Linked DNA regions of Homo sapiens: all the other regions are linked to region 2. A link is a contact called in ENCODE Hi-C data. All regions are on one chromosome and are shown on one strand. Each heading gives the region's core, a stretch centred on a gene start or an enhancer-like site at or near the end of the contact. The rest is flanking DNA. Distances are from core to core; before and after follow the strand shown.

Region 1 (3,764 bases), core at 421-2,920, 2.9 Mb before region 2:
CCCATTGCTTTAAAAATAAAATTCAGGCTTTTCCACGATGGACAAGGTTCTGCTCTGCAACCTTGTTCACTGCTCTGCAGCAACACTGGCCTTCCCACCTCAGAGCTTTTGTCCTTACTGGTATGTTCCAGCAAAATTCTTTTGCCTGGGGTGCTCTTTTCTCAGATCGTCACAGTTTCTTCTCGTCCTTCAGAGTTTATCTTAAACACCACCACCTCTCTAAGAGGCCTTCCGTACCTCCCACCCATCAGGTTCATTTTGTTTTCTTCCTAACACCTGTCACAGTCTGACATTATGCTAATCATTTGTTGTGTCAGCCTTAAGTAGTGAAATTCAGAAAATATCATTAAGTATAGAGTTTATTCTAACGCAAAGCTTGAGGACAGCCACCTGGAAACACCAACTCCAAACAAATAGGGTCAATGTTCCAAAGTGAAGTTAAGGTTTCATTTACACAGGCAGAAACAGAGAAGGTTCAGCAGGAGTACATTTTCAATACAAGAGCAGTGCATAAATTACAGCGATTAGATTAGTTATAGATAGCTACATTCCAAGGAAGATAACTATATTAATTTATGAAGGGGGTAGTGATCTGAGGGGGTCTTACCTCTGTCTCTGTTTGGTCTTCCTGATTATAGGAAAAAACAAGGCAGACATTGCAGCTGTATGCCATGGGACTCAGGCCCCATCGCCACATTCTTCGCAAGGCTCAGAATAATTTAAAGTTCCAACAGCTTTAAGTTTGAATTATTTAATTTCACAGTTGATTCACTTGTTCTTTTCCTGTCTCCCACAATAGAAAATAAGCTCCCAGGGATGCAACCTTGGCAGGCTCCTAAACTGCCACGGCTCCAGTTTCTTGTAGATTAGATATTCACTGTTGGTTAAATGAAAGAAGTTCTAGACAGGCCTCGGTGTGCTGCCTCCTCTTTAACGAGAGGGCTTACTAGATGAATGTGAGCAGACGGAAGCAGAACACCCTCTTAATGAAGGCAGCGCATTCCAGCTCAGGGATTTCTAGAAACCTCGGGGGCGGAAGTTTAACCAGAGAATTAGGAGGCAAGGGGAAGAGTAGCAATGAGGTTAACCTGTGCAGTGTAGTCATTTCACGAGTTTGAGAACGCCTAGCACGATGCCTTAACGGAGCGTCGGGCACAGAGTCATTTGGGAGGATTTCTTTTTCGGATTTTTGAGACAGGAACCTGATTTGAAGCAACAGGGAAGAACACCAAGAGGACGAAGAGCCAACGACGGGCGTGCCCGGGAGCTCTCACCTGGAAGGGGTGGGAGCAAGCAGGGCCTGACGTCCTCCCGCCTTGGCGGCCGTGGACGCCCCAGGTGCCACCCACAGCAGCCTCCCACCACACATGACTGAGGCTCGGGAAGCAATAAAGTGGCTTTCAAAATACTAAACGCAATTGAGATTTTTTCCTGAGTTAAAACAAAAAAAAAAAGGAACTGAATGCCGAAATATACGGAGAAGAAACTCCAGTTGCCACGTCCCCGAACGTCTCCACCCAGTCCTGCCTGCTGTTTCGCCCTCAGTCTGGGCCTCGCACAGCGCGGCGGAGCGCGGGAGGGGCGGGGCGGGCCTGCTGACGTCGCCGGACCTGAACTGCGCAGGCGCGGCGCGAGATCGCGGGAGCGAGCGCGCGGTAACAGTTCGCGGCAGTTCGCGCGGGAGCGGGGCGCCTGGGTGGATGGGCGCTTGGGCGCCTGGGCTGCCGGACGGTGGGAACGGAAGTCGCTGTGGGACGCTGAGGAAGCCAGGATGGCGACTCCGAGCAAGAAGACGTCAACTCCAAGCCCCCAGCCTTCCAAGAGAGCTCTCCCGAGAGACCCTTCGTCGGAGGTCCCGAGCAAGAGGAAGAATTCGGCCCCGCAGCTGCCGCTGTTGCAGTCGTCCGGGCCTTTCGTGGAAGGCTCTATCGTCCGCATCTCGATGGAGAACTTCCTGTAAGTTGCCCGGAGGCCGCGCCGCGGGTGTGGAGGTGTGCTGGCCAGCAGGCCCCGGGGCTCCGGCAGCGCGCGGGCGTGGGCGTGTGGGTGTGTACCTGGCTTGTGGGTCTGGCCTTGAATTCGTGCCGGGGTTCCCTTGAGGATTTTCCTACGTAGGCTGTGGAGATTGACGTGTATGATGTAGGAGATGTGTGCCTTGGGTGATGTGGTTTTTAAATTTAGTCAGCCAAGGTTTTCCAAAGGTGTCATGTAGCAGGTAGTGGTTGTAGGAGGGAGTAGGTCTCTGCCCGCTGGGAGTCGCGATCCATAGCGGCCCTGGTCTGGAATTCACAGAAGTATTGTCCCCGGGAACTTAAGAGGAGGCAACAGTTAATTCGGCGTGATAGTGATGCTGTGGCGGATTCTTAGGGTAGGCATTTGCCAGAGAGGAGTAGATAAGACGGTAAAGGTTGTTCGGGAATGGAGGTTACAGGTACAAAAAAATTAAACACTTACTGGCAATTGTTGGACCTCCCTACAAACCCTTGACCCCACTAAACCCAGTTTTCTTCCCTGGTTCCTCCCTCTCCCCTTCAGACAACTAGTTACCGCTTTAGAATTTAGTAAGTTTTAAATATATCATGTATTTGCCTAGCACCTTCCAGTTCATTTGTTCCAGGTCTTTTTTTTTTTTTTTTTCCTCTTTTTTTTTGAGACGGAGTTGCGCTCCTGTAGCCCACGCTGGATGGAGTGCTGTGCCGCGATCTCGGCCCACTGCAACTTCCGCCTCTCGGTTTCAAGCGATTCTTCTGGGTCAGCCTCCCGAGTAGCTGGGACTACAGGCGCGCGCCACCACGCCCGGCTAGTTTTTGTTTTTGAGACGGAGTGTCATACTGTCGTCCGGGCTGGAAGGTAGTGGCGCAATCTCGGCTCACTGCAACCTCCGCCTCCCAGTTTCAATCAATTCTCCTGCCTCAGCCTCCCGCGTAGCTGGGATTACAGCCAGCCGCCACCACGCCCAGCTATTTTTTTTTGTATTTTAGTAGACTCGCGGTTTCACCGTGTTGACCAGGCTGATCTGGAACTTTTGACCTCAGGTGATCTGCCCGCCTCGGCCTCCCGTAGTGCTGGGATTACAGGCGTGAGCCACCATGTCCGGCCGGAAGTCTTTTTAAAGCTTGCACATAGTGGCATAAGGATAACAGAATTGTAATAACAATACTACCTTTTTTTTTCAAGCACCTATTGTGTGCCAGGTACATAGTGCACTCATTCTTTCTTCATAACAACTCTATCTTGATAATTTCCATTGCTGAAAGAAGCTCAGTAGGTTATTTTGCCCAGTTTTACGCAGCTGTTACATAGTTGCATTGCTATTTGAATCCAGATCAGGAAAGATAAATGTAATCAAATGAGTTAGATACCATAACAACATATATCAGGATCCTTCACAAAGGATGAAGTGGTTAGTTTTGTCTACGAGTATGAGAAAGGGCTTTGTAAAGAAGATATGAAAGTCTTTGGTCTTGCTCTGTTGCCCACGCTGGAGCTCAGTGGCATGATCAGGGCTCCGTGAAGCCTGGACCTCCCCTTCTCAAGTGATCCTCCTACCTCAGCCTTTCAAGTAGCTCGGACTATAGGCGCGTACCATACCTGGCTAATGTTTTAAAATTTTTTTGTAGAGATGGGGTTTCACCATGTTGCCCAGGCTAGTTTCGAACTTCTGGGCTCAAGAAACTCACCTCGGCCTCCCAAAGTGCTGGGATTACAGACATGAGCCACTGCACCCGCCTAAGAAGATAGGAAAGTCTTGCAAGAAGTGAAGA
Region 2 (4,108 bases), core at 848-3,347:
ACTTGTTCTTTTATTTCCATAAATCTACTCGACATTATTATTATGCGGAGAAAAAGATTCTGACAGATTATTCACAGCAATATACCTACATGATTAGTGGCTTTCTTTTTGTGTTATGTTTGGGAGTTTCACTTGCCTTTAGTGTTACAGCTGGAAGTTAATTTTGGAAAAACATTCTTTTCACTTTTTTTTTCTTAATTCTGCTACAATTATCATATTTATTGTTGCTATTTTAGGTTTGCCTATGTATTACAAATCCAAACATATAAAATAATTCCATTCAGTTTATGGCACTGGTAATAGCAGCAACAAAGCAAAATGAGACTATACATGTTTTCTAGGTTGTTATATTTTATAAAAAGTAAGTGGAATTTTTTCTTCATTTCACAAGAGCATCACTGTGCAGGAATGTTCCAATAGTTCCATTACCAGAGTTAGGAATACAAACGCAAATTAAAGAAAAAAAGAAAACCAGATTTTGTATAATCATCTTATTCCTTCTCACCTGATGACATAAATATGGTATTAGAAAGTTAGTCTACATCTGTCAAGATCAATTTGCAATAATATCAATTAACTTAACTTGTTAGCAGGTAACTAATTAATTTTCAACTTACACATATGATAGTAAAAACATATATTGACATTTTCTTAAATATTTAGATTAGATGATCATCCTACTTCAGGATATGTTGACTTCATTGATATTGGCATCGAGCACTTAGAATGTATTATAAAATACTGCCAATCTTTAGAAAGTATTTTCATTAACTTCCTAAACTTCATGTTTTTTATGTGAAATATCTATGAGGAAAAGAGGAAAAAGAACAAACCACTAAATGCAGCATAAATTGAGCCATAATGCTGTGAGATTTTACACCTGTGCACTTTAATGGAAACATCATATAATACTTTGTAGGGTTTAAAGAAGAATGAAAATGAACCACTATGGAAGTTACCAGAACCAATTTTCCTCCATTGGGTGGGAAATTTCTTATGGAATGTGTTCTGTAATAGTTGCTGCTCCATTAATCCTTTCATTTTATAGGTCTAGTTCCTTGTTTTGGTGTTCAACTAGTCTACAATGTCAAAGATGTGTATCAAAATGTATATATAACTGATCTATATTACAGTTTATATATATAGTTCTATGTAACTGACTCTATTTAAAAGAATTAATGTAGATAGGCCTTCTGATGTCAATGCTTTTATTGAATGTCATAATGATCAAATTTTTGGCATTACCTTTGTTCAAAATTTTGAGCCAATCTGGAACTTTATTACTTCTATATTTCTTATTTATAACAACAAGCTATATCTAGGAACAAAAGTCGTTTATTTTTTAAGGCAAGAAAAATATAAATAGAAAATTATTCGGCACTGTGTAATGTTAAAATTTACAAATATATGTTATTTCTCCATTGTCACAAGAATTCTAGTGGGTAGACAACTTAGATAATGCTCCTATATACAAAAGTAAAAACAGCTAGGCATGGTGGCTCACGCCTGTGATTCCAACTCTTAGGGAGACAGAGGCAGGAGGATAGCCTGAGCCCAGGAGTTTGAGACCTGCCTGGGCAATATAACGAGACCCCATTCTCCACAAAAAGCGGGGGAAAAAGACAACAAAACAAAAGTAAAAACAGGTTCAGAAAAATTAAGTATGTCCCTAAAGTCACAGAATAATAAGTGATGGAGGTGGAATTCAAATGTAATATTTTGTTTGTTGGTTTGTTTAGTTTTGAAGGTAACATACTTTTTAGTCTACAACCTATTTAACTACAAAAGTGTGCCAATCACTGGTATTAGGATTGGGGCAGATGTATACTCTGAAAATAAAAGTGCAAAATAAATATCCCATCTGGAAATAAAAGTGCAAAATAAAGAGGGAGGAAAAATCAGCCCTTCCATTTCTTTTCCTTTGTAATGCCAGTTGAATTGGTTTAGTGAGTAGTTTTGCAAGACTTGTTTCACTTTGTTTTTGGACATAGCTGAGCCATGTACTTCAAACAGAAGGCAGCCAATTACTAACTTCTGGTTGCTAGGTGTGGCTTCCTTTAAAATCCTATAAAATCAGAAGCCCAAGTCTCCACTGCCAGTGTGAAATCTTCAGAGAAGAATTTCTCTTTAGTTCTTTGCAAGAAGGTAGAGATAAAGGTAAGTCTTGGTTTTCCTTTTAGTTAGTTTTGGTTGTTTTGAAAACTTTTCTCATCACTATGTTAAATGTTACTGCTTCTACAGGATTTATGGTTAGTTGCATTTAACATGATAAGTCATTCATAAATCTTTCTGTAGAATTACATTGGATATTTATATTTTAGGAATCACAAATTACAATATTTTTGTTCTACTTAGTTAACAAATACAAGTAAAAATAAGATAAGTTTGCTTAATACTGGCTCATTGTACTCTTGGTAAGTTACCATGAGAAAGAAGGGAAGAATGTGCTTTCCCTCTGGTAGCCTTAAAAGAATGTGTTTTTCCTTTCCTTCCCCTTGAAATATTTCTTCCCAAGAGCTGTGTGTTTTACAGAGAAATCGTGATGGGGGCTGCTTTTTGGGGGCAAGAACAAAAGTGATAGGAGTGGGCTGCAGGGAACTGTTTCAAAATAGTAGGACTTTCATAATTTATTTTCTTCTTTTGTAAGGAAAACAAGATAGATTCAGACCTCAAAGTGCTAATCATGCTCTTTGTAATAAACATTTAAAAATATATGTTATATTTGCTTATGCTATTTAAAATAAGAAGGTCCGCTTATTACTTTTTTCATTTAAAGAGGGTGTGGCCACATTCCTTTTCTTGTAGGCTCTGTGTCATATACAGTCTTTTCAAGTGCTGGCTGGAAAACCTAAAAAGAAGGGAAATACTTTCTGGGTAGTGTCAGATACATTATCCTAGGGGAATGTCAGTGAGGCCCTCCAACAGCTATTCCACTTGATTGTTGCATGAGCTAATGGCCATAAAACTCCTTAGAAAAGCACAAAGCAAAACTAAAGAAGAGTATTTACTAGTGTTGGATATATTTGTAAAAGTGAGATTACAAATCATGTATCTGGCTATTTTTTTCTTAAACATGTTCCTTCAAGAATTTTTCTGTTCGTTCATTTTAAATATTTATTAAATGTTCTGATTTCTTATGTTCACTGCTAGCTAATTAACAAGGATGGAATTTTTCTTGCCTTGGTTATATCTAAAAGATTGTAAAAACTTTGAGAAAGCAATGTTGCCCTCTTTCCACAGGAGTATTTTGGTAGCTGTAAGAGAATGCACATTGCAAATGACTCAAATGTGGTAAAATGTTGGTTTCATAATTCTGAAATGGCCTCTTCCCCAAAAGTGACAGTAACACCCTAGCTCCAGGCTCAACCACATCCAGCACATAGCCAACATTTAACAGATGTTGACAAAATAGTTAATAATAATATTATTAAGGAACCAGCCAGAGTTTCATGCTTATTAAATACTTTTTCAACCAGAAGGTCTGCAAAGGTTGATTTCTGAATATGACGTTAGCTCTCTCTAGACCTATTAATTTACGACATTTCAAATCAGAGGTAAACCAGCAGACCTATTATTTTTCAATGATAAACTATAAACAGTTTTTTGAAGTCAACTATTTCCTTTTCCTTTAAAATTGGACAGAATTTCATCAGGAAGCTCAGAACAATCCAATTTATATAATGCCTTCCTTCATTATGCTAATTTTCTTCATCTTCATCTACTTGAAGTAATATTTAAGATTGGCACTTCAGAGCTGTAAATGGATCTTAGATGATAATTACTTCAACATTCTTATTTTATAAACGAAGACCCTCTGGAGAAGCTAAATGTTTTTCTTGAGGTCAGATCGCCAGATAATCAAGAACCAGTATACTTCAATTTGTATTTTATATCCTATAGTTGTGGGTAGAAAATGTTCATTAAATTAGTGTAGATATGTTTTTTAAAATATTAGCAATGATACATGATATTCATTCAATAATACTTATTAACATCCTAAATTCCAGGCATTTTGCTAGGGATTGGAAGTACATACATAATGAATATTATTATTTGTATGTTAGCACGGGCCTCATGGCCTGCTCCTGGGGAATATAAACAAGCCAAT
Region 3 (4,287 bases), core at 1,115-3,614, 2.7 Mb after region 2:
GAAATTTACCATCTTCAAGAGGGGTAATCCAATGTCCCTATGCATAGATGCAGATTGTCAGAGTTAACAGTGTTGTAATAGATTGTGAGCTTTCGGACTCCATGGCTAGGGAAGCAGGAAGAGATGTGTCTACAGGGACTGGCTAGCAGGGAGACTGTACCAAAACTCTAAAGCACAAGCATAGTGCTTATGTTTTCCTCTTAAAAATAATAATAATAGGGCCGGGAGCGGTGGCTCACGCCTGTAATCCTAGAACTTTGGGAGGCCGAGGCGGGCGGATCACAAGGTCAGGAGATCGAGACCATCCTGGCTAACACAGTGAAACCCCGTCTCTACTGAAAATACAAAAAAATTAGCCAGGCCTGGTGGCGGGCGCCTGTAGTCCCAGCTGCTCGGGAGGCTGAGGCAGGAGAATGGCGTGAACCCGGGAGGCGGAGCTTGCGGTGAGCCGAGATCGCGCCACTGCACTCCAGCCTGGGCAACAGAGCGACACTCCGTCTCAAAAAAATAAATAAATAAATAATAATAATAATAATAATAATAATAGGACGGGCATGGTGGATCATGCCTGTAATCCCAGCACTTTGCGAGGCCAAGGCAGGCAGAGCATTTGAGATCAGGAGTTCGAGACCAGCCAACCCTGTCTCTACTAAAAATACAAAAATTAGCCAGCCTGTAATCCCAGCTACTCGGGGAGGCTGAGGCAGGAGAATCGCTTGAATCCGGGAGGCGAAGGCTGCAGTGAGCCAAGATCACACCACTGCACTCCAGCCTGGGCGACAGAGCGAGACTCTGTCTCAAAAATACATACATACATACATACATACATACATACATACATACATACATACATACCTTCAATAATAAACCACATTTACTCTACAGTATTCAGAGATTCTGAATTCCACTAATTTTTTGTGCCTCCCCCTTCCCCTTTCTCCAGTGTACAGCACAATTCATTGCACATGCTAGGTGCTCAAAACAGATGTGTTGAATCAGTCAAATAAATAAACGAATAAAATACATACACTTCTGCACATGTTTTAGTTCTTCTGATCTTCTATTTCTTCAGCTATAATGTGGGGATGATGTTATTTTGTGGGTTTGTTTTCAAGATTAAATAATATAGCATACCTTATACAATATGTAAAATGTCAAATGCTATGCTCAAAGGTACTAGTGGAATTTTAAGTCTGCAGGTATCTTTCAGATTTTAAAAAATCAGTACCAAAAGCTATAGGTGGGATGAGTTAATTAATCTCAAACACATTTAAATTAACAGGAAGAAAGAAATAGGGCATGGTAGGAGGAGAGAAAGGAGGACAGTTAGGGATATAGTGAATACTTTTAAAGTCAGTTGAATTATTTCATACGGGATAATTTTTCTTGTCACAGTAAATCACCCTGTGCCCCACCCCCGCTCCAGGAAGGCAGGGAGGTTGTAAAGGAGAAGCGAGAAGAGGGTTAATTTGAGCTCCCTCCTGCCTGCTGCAGTCACAGTGCATGATAGAGTAATGAAGGTGACGCCGCCACATATCTCATCTGAACTTCCTCTGTGGTCTTTTTCATATTAAAGTCTTTCACTGTTACAGGACTGTGCTTGGAAAAGTTGGGAAACTTTTCCCTTGGTGGAGAAAAAGAAGCCCTCGTCAGACGCAATCCAACAAATGAATGGAGTTATTTCCTTGGCCCAACATGTCCATCCACTAGCACACCAAATATTCATAGAAACATCTTTCCTCACTTCCAAGGCCGGAATTGTACTCTCCCGTGGCGTTGCCTAGTATCGCAGATTTCGAAAGTGAGCAGGCAACAGACTTGGCTTTCGAGCCAATTCTAGGAGTCGATGCGACTTACTGTCCTGTGTGGTAGCTTCTCCCGGGAGCAGAAAGTGTAAAATAAACAGCTGCTGAAAAGCATGAAGAATTAACGAAGTGAAAATCTCGAGTTATTTGTTCGGCAATTGACACGTAAGTGACCTCCTTAAATGCCTAGTTATTTAAGGACGTTTAGAACGAGGATGAATGAATCTTCAGGGCGGTTAATTCGCACCGGCGTGTAAATTTCTTTAGTCTTTCGGGAAGTGGCGGTAAATTCATACAAATCCAGCAGGGAGGGAAGAGAAGGGAGTAAAACCACGATCTCGGAGCGCTCTTCTCAGTCCTTTGGAAAGACTTGCCTTTACTGCCCGGAACCCTGGAGGTTACAGCTGGGCGAACCCGGAGGCGCTAGGACCTCGTCAGCGCCTGGCTGCGGCCGCTTTCAAGAGGGCGGAGGAGGGAGAGGAGGAGGGCGATGTGGGAAAGGAGGGGTGTTAAGGGGGGCGGGGGAAGTCATTTATGCAGAGCAGGAGCTGCTGCCATTGCCACTCAGAATCCTCGCGCGCTGCTCGGAGCCGGAGGGAGCGCTGGGAGCGAGCAAGCGAGCGTTTGGAGCCCGGGCCAGCAGAGGGGGCGCCCGGTCGCTGCCTGTACCGCTCCCGCTGGTCATCTCCGCCGCGCTCGGGGGCCCCGGGAGGAGCGAGACCGAGTCGGAGAGTCCGGGAGCCAAGCCGGGCGAAACCCAACTGCGGAGGACGCCCGCCCCACTCAGCCTCCTCCTGCGTCCGAGCCGGGGAGCATCGCCGAGCGCCCCACGGGCCGGAGAGCTGGGAGCACAGGTCCCGGCAGCCCCAGGGATGGTCTAGGAGCCGGCGTAAGGCTCGCTGCTCTGCTCCCTGCCGGGGCTAGCCGCCTCCTGCCGATCGCCCGGGGCTGCGAGCTGCGGCGGCCCGGGGCTGCTCGCCGGGCGGCGCAGGCCGGAGAAGTTAGTTGTGCGCGCCCTTAGTGCGCGGAACCAGCCAGCGAGCGAGGGAGCAGCGAGGCGCCGGGACCATGGGCTGGGGGAGCCGCTGCTGCTGCCCGGGACGTTTGGACCTGCTGTGCGTGCTGGCGCTGCTCGGGGGCTGCCTGCTCCCCGTGTGTCGGACGCGCGTCTACACCAACCACTGGGCAGTCAAAATCGCCGGGGGCTTCCCGGAGGCCAACCGTATCGCCAGCAAGTACGGATTCATCAACATAGGACAGGTAACGAACTACAGGCTAGCCCAGCCCTCGGCCCTGAAGCCACTGGGGGCTTCTTGTCCCCTCTGCGTGGAACCCCCTCCCCCTCTTCCAGATGTGCTCTAGCAGCTGTTGCCCTAACTCTTGGGCGATGCTCTGTCTCCTGCGCGCGCGCGCGTACGCACACACACACACACACACACACACACACACACCCCAGAGTTGCCGGGTCCGTGTTTTGTTTACTTGTCTTTTCCAAGCCACGCGGGACTGGTAGGGTCTCGGGAAAAATCCAGAGTGCCCCCGTGGTGGCTTCAGAGACGGCTGGACCTTTTGACCTGAAAAGTCGAGTAGCACTAGTAATCTGAGGCAGTCTCAGAGAGGGTGATCGTGGGGAGAGGGGGAAATTAGGTCTTTTGGGGGATAGGGGGTGAGCGCGCCTCTGATGCCTGCGGGGAAGGGAAAGCCTTTCCTGCTCGGACCTGAATTTAGCCCAGAAAGAAGTTTCCTCTTGGGCGAGAGAACCTCTGGCGCTGGAGACTCCGGAGGCGCGGGGACTGGAGCTGGAAGGGAGGAGAAAGGAGGGGGAGGGAAGAGGGGGCCGGCCCCGGTGTGAGTGCAGATTTAGGGGAGACCTCTAGGCTTTCTCGCCTTAAGCGAGGTCCGCGTGGGGGCTCCCGGAAGGGAGTTGTAGTGGGGAGGTGGGAAACTTCCGAAACCGGCTGGCTGGGTTCCGCTCCGGGAAAACGAGGAGTCTTACCCCGGGACGGAAGGTGCCGGGCCGGGAGGTTGCGCCGTGGGGCGAGAGTTGGGCAGGCAGCAGGGGCGCGGGGTTTTTGTGGGGTGCCGCTCTCGGGCTTTTGGCAGAGCTCTCCTGCTAGGGAGAAATGCCCATAAACTAAGGTGATGCTATGAGGATGATTGGAAGCGTAACAGATTTGGAAGTACTCCGGGTTCAGTGGTCTTGGCTTTCTGGTTCTCTTCCCCCGACACCCCTGCGAGAAATGGGGGTAGAGAGGGCTATGAAAGTGGGTCCCAGAAAGTACCCCCCTCCACATACACACCGCAAGCATCTTTGGGGTTGGCCGGAGGGGCGGGCCCTGGCTGGGCTCAGGCGAGAATCCGCTGGAATGGGAGGTGAGGATGATGGATGGCGCCTTTCCAGCAGGCGCGCTTTGGGGACTGCCCGGGGTGCACGCACCCTGCGTGCTCTGCCAGGGGGAAGGGAGAGGGAGGTGCTGGCTGG

The links. A loop is a pair of places that touch in the nucleus more often than their neighbours do. Pooled maps may share reads with other maps.
Region 1: a pooled map shows a loop between it and region 2 (6-fold over the local background). The contact joins the promoter of SMC5 here to the promoter of ANXA1 in region 2. A Hi-C loop is called at or near these places in 1 of 168 maps with a recorded cell type or tissue (naive thymus-derived CD4-positive, alpha-beta T cell) and 11 of 50 pooled maps.
Region 3: a loop to region 2 is called in a pooled map, with 5 times the contacts of the local background. The contact joins the promoter of PCSK5 here to the promoter of ANXA1 in region 2. A Hi-C loop is called at or near these places in 1 of 168 maps with a recorded cell type or tissue (naive thymus-derived CD4-positive, alpha-beta T cell) and 7 of 50 pooled maps.

The regions. Positions count from the first base shown.
Region 1 is chr9:70,257,308-70,261,071 of GRCh38, forward strand. It overlaps SMC5 (structural maintenance of chromosomes 5), which reads left to right and starts at 1,671. Exons shown (of 25, transcript NM_015110.4): 1 at 1,671-1,956. The coding sequence starts at 1,772. SMC5-DT (SMC5 divergent transcript) reads right to left here and starts at 1,567. Exons shown (of 4, transcript NR_039990.1): 1 at 1,089-1,567; 2 at 608-628. RefSeq lists enhancers at 1,238-1,427, 1,758-1,957 and a silencer at 1,498-1,717.
Region 2 is chr9:73,149,768-73,153,875 of GRCh38, forward strand. It overlaps ANXA1 (annexin A1), which reads left to right and starts at 2,098. Exons shown (of 13, transcript NM_000700.3): 1 at 2,098-2,157. RefSeq lists a cis regulatory region at 1-56 and a silencer at 4,086-4,108.
Region 3 is chr9:75,888,309-75,892,595 of GRCh38, forward strand. It overlaps PCSK5 (proprotein convertase subtilisin/kexin type 5), which reads left to right and starts at 2,365. Exons shown (of 38, transcript NM_001372043.1): 1 at 2,365-3,065. The coding sequence starts at 2,874.